Linked DNA regions of Homo sapiens: region 1 is linked to region 2. A link is an interaction called in ENCODE POLR2A ChIA-PET data of the cell type or tissue named here. Cell type or tissue: HCT116. All regions are shown on one strand. Each heading gives the region's core, and the rest is flanking DNA. Links, peaks and the distances in the headings are about the cores only.

Region 1 (4,395 bases), core at 324-4,323, 84 kb after region 2:
GTAGGTACTATTATTAGCCCCATTTCATAGATGAAGTAAACTGAGGCACAAAATGTTTAAATATTGCCTGTTACACAGCTAGTACCTATGGAGCGAGAGTTTAAACCCAGGCAATCTGATTCCAGAGCCAGTACTATTGACCTCCAAACTATGCCACCTCATGTAATAGAACTTACAACTTTTGGAGTTGATGTGGGAATTAAATGAGATAATGTTGATATATATAAAGACACTTGAGGCAGTTCTTAGCACATGAGGTGTATTCAAACTCATCAAGAGAAAAAAAGCTGCCAGTAACTTCTGACCTATATTCTGTGCTCTCAGTAACATGAGCAGAGAAAAGCAATTCTTCCTAAGAGATCCTCAGAATTCTCGGAACTGGGTCTTGTTGACTCTCTTTGGGTCCCATATCTGTTGCTGAACCAGTCATTACGGCTAACAGATGTCAGTGTTCCACTGAGCCAGGCTGGTTCATGGGCCCACCCTGAAGCTGAGGGTAGTGTTGGCACCACCTGAGCCACCTCAACTAAAAAGTGAAGGAGGGTTGTTTCTTTGGAGCAAAAAAAAAAAAAAAAAAAAAAAAAAAAGGTAGCATTACTAGAGGTAGAGAAACAAGAAGTCCTCTATATCATGCATTGACACTAGCAAAAGAGGCTGTCTGGATTTCTTGGGGAAAAGACACATTGTAGCTGATGAACTGAACAGAGAGGGTGGCCAGAGGCCCTTCCACTAAGTCCTGTTGAATCCTCCAGCATAGAGTAGGGAGGAAAGAGGGTTGGAGGGGTTTGGCAAGAATCACCATCTTTTTATTTATTTTTATTTTTTTAAATTTTAAGTTCCAGGATACTTGTGCAGGACATGCAGATTTGTTATATAGGTAAATGTGTGCCATGGTAGTTTGCTGCACCTATCAACCCATCACTTAGGTATTTAGCCCCCCATGCATTACCTATTTATCCTGATACTGCCCCCTCTGCCCCTGCTCCCACCACAGGCCCCAGGGTGTGTTTTTTCCCTCCCTGTGTCCGTGTGTTCTCATTGTTCAGCTCCCACTTATAAGTGAGAACATGTGGAAGAAGCACCATCTTTAAGGCTCAACCTGCTATGTCACTAGGGGCAGCATTCAGAGAGGTCGTCAGGAAGTCCATGGTCAGTTCATTGAATCTGCAGGAGGGTAAATAGGACATAATTACCCAAATGGCATGTGGGCAGGCCCCAGGCCATCCTGCAAGAAGTGCTGGGTAAGCATCTGCAACCACTAATGATGCCCCTCAAGGCCCTGGTGCTGCTCAGAGGTGGCGCCGCCAGCCCTGAAGCCCCTATTCCCATGCTCCTGGGTGAGTCAGGCTGTGTTGAAGGAGGGCCCCACCTGATTCACCAGTCCCACTTCCTTTACTTCCTGGTGGTCCCCACCCACACAGCCACCACACCCAGAGCAGCACTGACCAGTAGGACCAAAATTAGCTTCTGAGGCATAATGGGAAAACTTGGTCCAAGATCGGGTGGGCGATGGGTAAATTACAAAGGGACCCCGGGTTAAAGATATCAGCTCACCAGTTTCCACTTAAATCCCTACCACCTTCCACTTACTGGGGCCATTTGTTGCTGGAGTAGGCATAAGGAGACATTTCCTTTCGTGCCAAGTTTAAGCAGCTAACTCCTGTCAAGCATCTAAGGGTTAGTTCAGAAATGAGAGTGTACAATGGCACCAGCACCATAAAAATAACTGGATGGTTGTATTAATCTGTTCTTGGATTGCTATAAAGAACTACCCGAGACTTAATTTATAAAGAAAACTACCTGAGACTTAATTTATAAAGAAAACTACCTGAGACTTAATTTATAAAGAAAAGAAGTTTAATTGCCTTACGGTTCCACAGGCTCTATAGGAAGCATGGCTAGGGAGGCCTCAGGAAACTTACAGTCATGGTGGAAGGCAAAGGGGAAGCAGGCATGTCTGTCCTACATGGCTGGTGCAGGAGGAAGACAAGGGAGAGGTGCTACACATTTTTAAACAACCAAATCTCATGAGAACTCACTATCACAAGAACAAGGGAAAAATCCACCCCCGTGATCCAGTCACTTCCTACCAGGCCCCTCCTCCAACACTGGGGATTACAATTTGACCTGAGATTTGGGTGGAGACACAAATCCAAACCATATCAATAGTAGAGACTCAGCTGCTGTTTCACAACTACTTGTTTACTAGTGTGTGTGTTGGGAGTGAGGGTTCTAGTCGTTCCGGATATTATTTCTCAGGCTCATTTTTCTAAAGATGACTTCTACTTTACCCTGCCTTATCACATTCCATTCACTGATGACCTTGCTTAGTAATCAGTAAAAAATGAGACCAGCAACATCACAGCTTTCTCTCTCTCAGTTCTTCACTGAGACCCCAGAACCAACTCCTCCTGCAAACTCTGGGAACTTCATCCACAATATTTCCTTCTCTCTCCCTCCTGTTTCATCAGTCTGTGTTTTCTAACTCCTTCCTCTAAATCTATACTAAAATGACCCATCCTAAAAATAATCACCTTCCCACAACTTTCCACTCTCCTTGTAACTATCCGTACCCTTCCTCTCTACCAAATGTCTTTTTTTGTTGTTGTTTTAAGCGAAAGCATGTTTATTAGGAAAGCAAAGAAATAAAGAATGGCTACTCCATATGCAGAGCAGCAACTTGGGCTGCTGGACTAATGGTGCTTATAATTATTTCTTGATTTTTATGCTAAAAAAGGGTGGATTATTCATGAGTTTTCTGGGAAAGGGGTTGGGCAATTCCTGGAACTGAGGGTTCTTCCCCTTTTAAAACCATATAGGGTAACTTCCTGACATTGCTATGGCGTTTGTAAACTGTCATGGCTCTAGTGGGAGTGTCTCTTAGCATGCTAATACATTATAATTAGCATATAATGAGCAGTGAGGACGACCAGAGGTCACTGTTTTTGCCTCCTTGGTTTTGGTGCCCGCCACCAAATATCTTGAAAGATGTTTGCCTGCTATCTCCACTGCTCAACTCCAGTTACAGTCTGGTTTCTGCTTCTACCATGGCACTGAAATTGCCCTGCCAGGCTTATAGCAAGCAACTCTGAACTCTCCAGATGTTTTGAGAGTTTCATCCCTATCAGTGAAAACAAATTGAGTATGTGCCTCAACATATGAATATTTATTTATAAATTATATACATATGCTAATGTATAGATATTGTGTCTACTATGAAATATAAACCAAAATAAATACTTTAAGAGATGATTTAATTATAGAAGTTTGAATATTTTCCCTAGTGGATTGTCTTCTGCCTGCCTCTTTGGTCTACTTACCGATTTCAGTATATTTATTTTTTTGTCAGCTTTATTGAGACATAATTTAATGTGGTAAAATCAATTTTAAGTATACAGTTCAACGAGTTTAGACAAATGTATAAAGTCTTATAACCACTACCCCAATCATAATATAGAACATTCCAACACCTCCAAAAGATCCCTCTTTTATTTTCAGTGAATTCCTTACCTCTTCCCCGACCCCTAGCAACCAGCAACCTGCTTTTTAATCACTATAATTTGCATTTTCTAGAATTTCATATAAATTAAATCACACAGTAAGTAGTTTTTTTGTATCTGGCATCTTTCACTTACCATGATGCTTTTGAGATTCATTCACGCTGCTGCATGTGTGGGTAGTTTTTTCATTTTTATGGCTCAGTAATTATCTGTTGTATGAAGATGCTATAATATGTTTACTCATTTACCTGTTGAAGGACAGGAATTTATGACTAAAGCTGCTATGAGCATTGACATATAAATATTTGTGTAGATATGCGTTTTTATTTCTCTTAGGTAAATACCTAGGAGTGGGATTTCTAAGTCATATGGTAAGTATATGTTTAACTTTATCAGAAACTGCCAAACTGTTTTGTAAAGTGCCTGAAAAATTGCATCCTCATCTGCATCTATGAAAGTTCCATTTCCTCCCATATCCTCACCAACACTTAATATTGCCAGTCTTTTACATTTTAGCCATTGAGGGGGATATGTAGTGCTATATACAAAGCTGATTACTGCAGCCTTATAAGAATTTTTGAAATAATCCTTTAATTTTTTTTAAAAATCAAAATTGTTTAGACCTCTCTCCTTTTTTTTTTTTTTTTGAGACAGAGTCTCACTCTAACACCTGGGCTGGAGTACAGTGGTATGATGTTGGCTCACTGCAACCTCTACCTCCCAGGTTCAAGTGATTCTCTTGCCTCAGCCTCCCGAGTAGCTAGGCACACACCACCACAACAAGCTAATTTTTGCGTTTTTAGTAGAGACGGGGTTTCCCCAGGTTGGCCAGGCTGGTCTCGAACTCCTGAACTCAAGTGATCCACCAGCCTCGGCCTCCCAAAGTGCTGGGATT
Region 2 (4,395 bases), core at 255-4,254:
CTAGGGACTCTCCTTTTTGAGCTGGACCTGGCATTTCATTCATGACCTGGTTCTTTTGATTTCTTGGGGATTAAACAGCAACAGTGGCCAAGGTGACACCTGGCAACTGAGTTGCATGGTTGACAACAGCTTAGGGCCTGAAGTTCCTTTTTGTGAGTGGAGGAAGGTGATAAGTTTAATACTGGAAAACCCCATGTTGTGTTTATGGCAGAAGGGGGGAGAAACACCTTTGGATTATTGTAAACAAGAGAAACGGGAGAACGGGGTAGCCTGAATCCCTCTGTCTCCCCCTCCTTTGTTTTAATTTCCCTAAGATAGTCCCAGCACAGCATGTTGTATTATACAGCGATAATTAAAACACTTGGATTTGTGAACTGAGATTTATAGGGCAAACAGGAGCCAGAGGAGAAAACGACAGTCATCTCTTTTATTTGCAGGCAGATATCCAAATTGCCACTTGCTTGCTTTTTCTTCCCGACACTATCACCTACTCTGCTTAATTAGATCCTTTCTTTTCCATATCATTTCCAACTGCCCGCTCTCCCTGCTGCACTGCAGTTTGTGAAGCCACACACTGAACACTTTCCCACAGCCCAGGGAAGATGTGAGTCAGAAACGCAGCAGCAAACAAGAGCGGAGGAGGGCACCTTTGCATCGATCGATCGGGCTGTCCCGCCTGCCTGTCCATCAGCCTCAGGGAGCAGGGACGGGAGGAACCTAACCGAGGGATAAGATGAGAAAGTGCTAGACATTTTCCAGCCTTCCTAAGACAGTTTTCTACTGAGTGCCCATTTGTTGTGGGGAGTGGAGAGGAGAATGAATTCCCCAAACAGCAGGCCACCCCCAAATCACATTGCAGTATCAAATAATATTTTGCTATGTTCAAAACTGTCATTCTAAACTTGAAACAGGGAGGGATGGGGGGCAGTTATGGGGACTGAGATGAAGAAAATGCTGTCAAATTTAGAATCTAGTAGAAAGGACAGTCAAAAATAGCTAATGAGAATTTTTGGCTAAATTAATTTGTTTTGGGCAAAATATTTATTGAATACCTTGAGTATTTGCTGATACTATGTGTCAGACATTGTTTTAGGCACTGAGGGGATACAGCAGTGGCCAAACACCAAGAAATCCCTGCCCACATTGATTTACATTCTACCTGGGTAAAGGAGGGTTGTGACTGTTAATTTCTTACCAAAGAGCATAGAAACTATGCAGAAAAATGAAGTGAAGGGGCCAGGCATGGTGGGCTCCCACCTGTAATCCCAGCACTTTGGGTGGCCGAGGCGGGTGGATCACTTGGGGTCAGGAGTTCGAGACCAGCCTGACCAACATGGTGAAACCATGTCTCTAGTAAATAAAAAAAAATTATCTGGGCATGGTGGCGCATGCCTGTAATCCCAGCTACTTAGGAGGCTGAGGCAGAAGAATTGCTTGAACCCAGGAGGTGGAGGTTGCAGTGAGCCAAGATTGCACCATTGCACTCCAGCCAGGGCAACAGAGCGAAACTCCATCTCAAAAAATAAAATAAAATAAAGCAGAGAAAGTGGCTAGGGAGTAGTACCGGGATTTGTAATTTTAAAACAAAGTGAAGACAGTACAGTGTGTAGATTGACAGACCCGATCTTGAATCTGGGCTTTGACACCTGCCAGCTGTGTGTGACCTTTGAGTTTCTGTAATCAACCAGTCTGAAACTTAATTTTTCTTATTTGCAAAGTGGGTCTAGTAATAAGGGGTTACATGAGTAAAACTATATATATACATATATATATATACGTGTATATATATGTATATATATATGTATATGTGTATATATATATAAATAATTTTTTTTCTTTTTGAGACAGAGTCTCACTCTGTCACCCAAGCTGGAGTGCACTAGCGCGATCTTGGCCCACTGCAGCCTCCACCTCCCAGATTCAAGCGATTCTCCTGCCTCAGCCTCTTGAGTAGCTGGGATTACAGGCATGCGCCACCAGGCTCGGCTAGTTTTTGTATTTTTAGTAGAGACGGGGTTTCATCATGTTGGCCAGGCTGGTCTCAAACTCCTGACCTCAGGTGATCTGCCTGCCTCTGCCTCCCAAAGTGCTGGGATTACCGTCATGAGCCACTGCGCCCTGCCAGAGCAAAACAATATAAATTTACATATTCAATCAGGGTTTCATTAATGTTAGCTGATATTAACTAAGTGCTTATAATATAGGGTGATGGGGGAGCCGAAGGAGGAGTGACCCATCGCATTTGGAAAACGGGTTATTGTCCCTGTCAGCTGTCTTTTTTCCAGTAATCCTAGTTCGACCATACACCAAGAAGGCAGCAGGAGTGCAGGAGAACTCTTGCAGCCAGGATTAAGGTTGGGAAGGATTTAGATCCTGGTTTGGTGTGTGGGACATAGGCTGAAGTTAGAGTAATTGTCAGTATTTTAGATTCTGTTTCAAAAATTATTTTCTACAAGCTTTGTGTTCAGCCATATAGTTCACAACAAGCCTGGTGGGGAGGCTGGGGCTGTCCACTTGACAAACGGGAAAACAGGCACAGGATGTGAGTGCCTGGCCAAGGTCACCTCTAGTCTCCAGAGGAGATCTCCTGCCGGCCCAGTGATGAGTCATGCTGGAGTGTTGCTCCCGGGGTGAAATCACAAAGGAAGGCAGGCTTGGATTTATTGCAGGCAGCAAGGGGAAGTTTCCTGTTCTTGAGAAATCTCAGAAACAGTAACTCCTCCACCTGAAGGGCCTTACTGAGTAGCCCCCAAACCCACACAGGTACAGGGCCTGGTTTAGGGTGAGGGAGAGGCCTTTGGCCTGTGCAGAGGATAAGCAGTAAACAGTAGAAAGAAAAAAGAAGGGGCTGGGCACGGTGGCTCACACCTGTAATCTCAGCACTTTGGGAGGCTGAGGCGGGCGGATCATGAGGTCAGGAGATCAAGATCATCCTGGCTAACACGGTGAAACCCCGTCCCTACTAAAAATACAAAAAAAAAATTAGCCGGGCGTGGTGGCGGGCGCCTGTAGTCCCAGCTATTCAGGAGGCTGAGGCAGGAGAATGGCGTGAACCCGGGAGGCGGAGCTAGCAGTGAGCCGAGATCAGGCCACTGCAGTCCAGCCTGGGAGACAGCGAGACTCCGCCTCAAAAAAAAAAAAAAAAAAGAAAAGAGGAAACTTGTAGTGGAGAGCTTGGGCTGTAGGCCCAATGGACCTTGGTTTGCTGATTCTGCCCCTTACTGGCTTGGGCAAGTCCTATAACCCTTTCTGAGTCTCAATTTCTTCATTGGTTAAATGGGATCATCACAGTGCCTGACAGGTTTAATGAGAGAGTGAAATAACGTATGTTCAGGTTGCTTGATCCTAGGAGTTCAAGACCAGCCTGGACAACATAGAGAGATCCCTGTCTCTACAAAAAATACAAAAATCAGCTGGGTGTGGTTGTGTGTGCATGTAGTCCTAGCTAATCAGGAAGCCGAGGCAGGAGGATGGCTTGAGCCAGGGAGGTCATGGCTGCAGTGAACTGTGATGCCACTGTACTCCAGCCTGGGCAACAGTGCGAGACCCTGTCTTAAAAAAAAAAAAAGATATGTGCCAGGTATTCAGCACCGTGCCTTGCACGCAGCAAACCCTTATAACATTGGTTGTTATTTATGGAGAGGAAAAGGATAAAGGGGTGGGAAGGCAAGAGAAGAGGGCTTAGGGTACTCTGCCCTCTAATGCTGGACCATTCAGATGAGGTCCTGATGAAGCTCTGTCCACCTGAAGCTTTTATTTTTATTTATTTATTTTGAGACAGGGTCTCGCTCTGTCACCCAGGCTAGAGAGCAGTGGCATGATCTTGGCCCACTGCAACTTCCACCTCCCATGCTGAAGCGATTCTCCCACCTCGGCCTCCTAAGTAGCCGGGACTACGGGCACGCATCATCATGCCCAGCTAATTTTTCTATTTTTAGTAGAGACAGTGTTTCATCATGTTGCTCAGGTTGGTCTCAAACTCCTAGGCTCAAGCAATCCACCAGCCTCGGCCTCCCAAAGTGCTGGGATTATAGGCGTGAGCCAGCACACCTGCCTTGTCTGGAAGCTTTTAGAGTCACTCACACAGGAAATGCCGTCTTGGCTCTCCAGGGGTTCATGCTGGATCCAGCAGAGCAGGACCAGACAAACACCCGACATCTTCCCGTTTTCACTCACCCTCCCTGGCATCATGGTTCAGTGGTCACGGTGGGCCTGGGAGGGCCCCCCTTGGTTCCCCCTGTTTCCCTTACCTTAACCTTTGCCTCTCTGACTGAGACCCATTATGCCTCCTGTCTCTGTTGACTCCATATAATGAAAATAATTGAGCCTGTCTCCACCGATAACTGTCTCGAAACAAGCCCCGCCCCGGTCATCTGCCTCTGACTGAACACACCC

Evidence for each region. ChIA-PET counts read pairs that join two places held together with the same protein. Peaks named below come from ENCODE experiments on the same cell type or tissue, not always from the same donor. Only the 100,000 strongest peaks of a DNase experiment are listed, where the experiment ranks them.
Region 1: POLR2A ChIA-PET joins it to region 2 with 27 read pairs; 8 of 35 experiments call an interaction of 5 or more read pairs at or near these places.

What each region holds. Positions count from the first base shown.
Region 1 is chr5:142,444,124-142,448,518 of GRCh38, forward strand. All of the region lies in intron 3 of SPRY4-AS1 (SPRY4 antisense RNA 1), which reads left to right. Among named protein-coding and RNA genes, the nearest start is that of SPRY4-AS1, 120 kb to the left of the region's middle. In HCT116, for the core only: a CTCF peak has its summit at 1,112; DNase peaks (open chromatin) are centred at 1,358, 2,168 and 2,818; H3K4me3 peaks cover 2,155 bases; H3K27ac peaks cover 3,746 bases.
Region 2 is chr5:142,360,332-142,364,726 of GRCh38, forward strand. The region is part of intron 3 of SPRY4-AS1 (SPRY4 antisense RNA 1); the gene reads left to right. Among named protein-coding and RNA genes, the nearest start is that of SPRY4-AS1, 37 kb to the left of the region's middle. RefSeq lists a silencer at 513-751 and enhancers at 2,473-2,767, 2,557-3,276, 3,277-3,998, 4,236-4,285. In HCT116, for the core only: no CTCF peak of the experiment used is centred there; DNase peaks (open chromatin) are centred at 620 and 2,570; H3K4me3 peaks cover 2,902 bases; H3K27ac peaks cover 4,000 bases.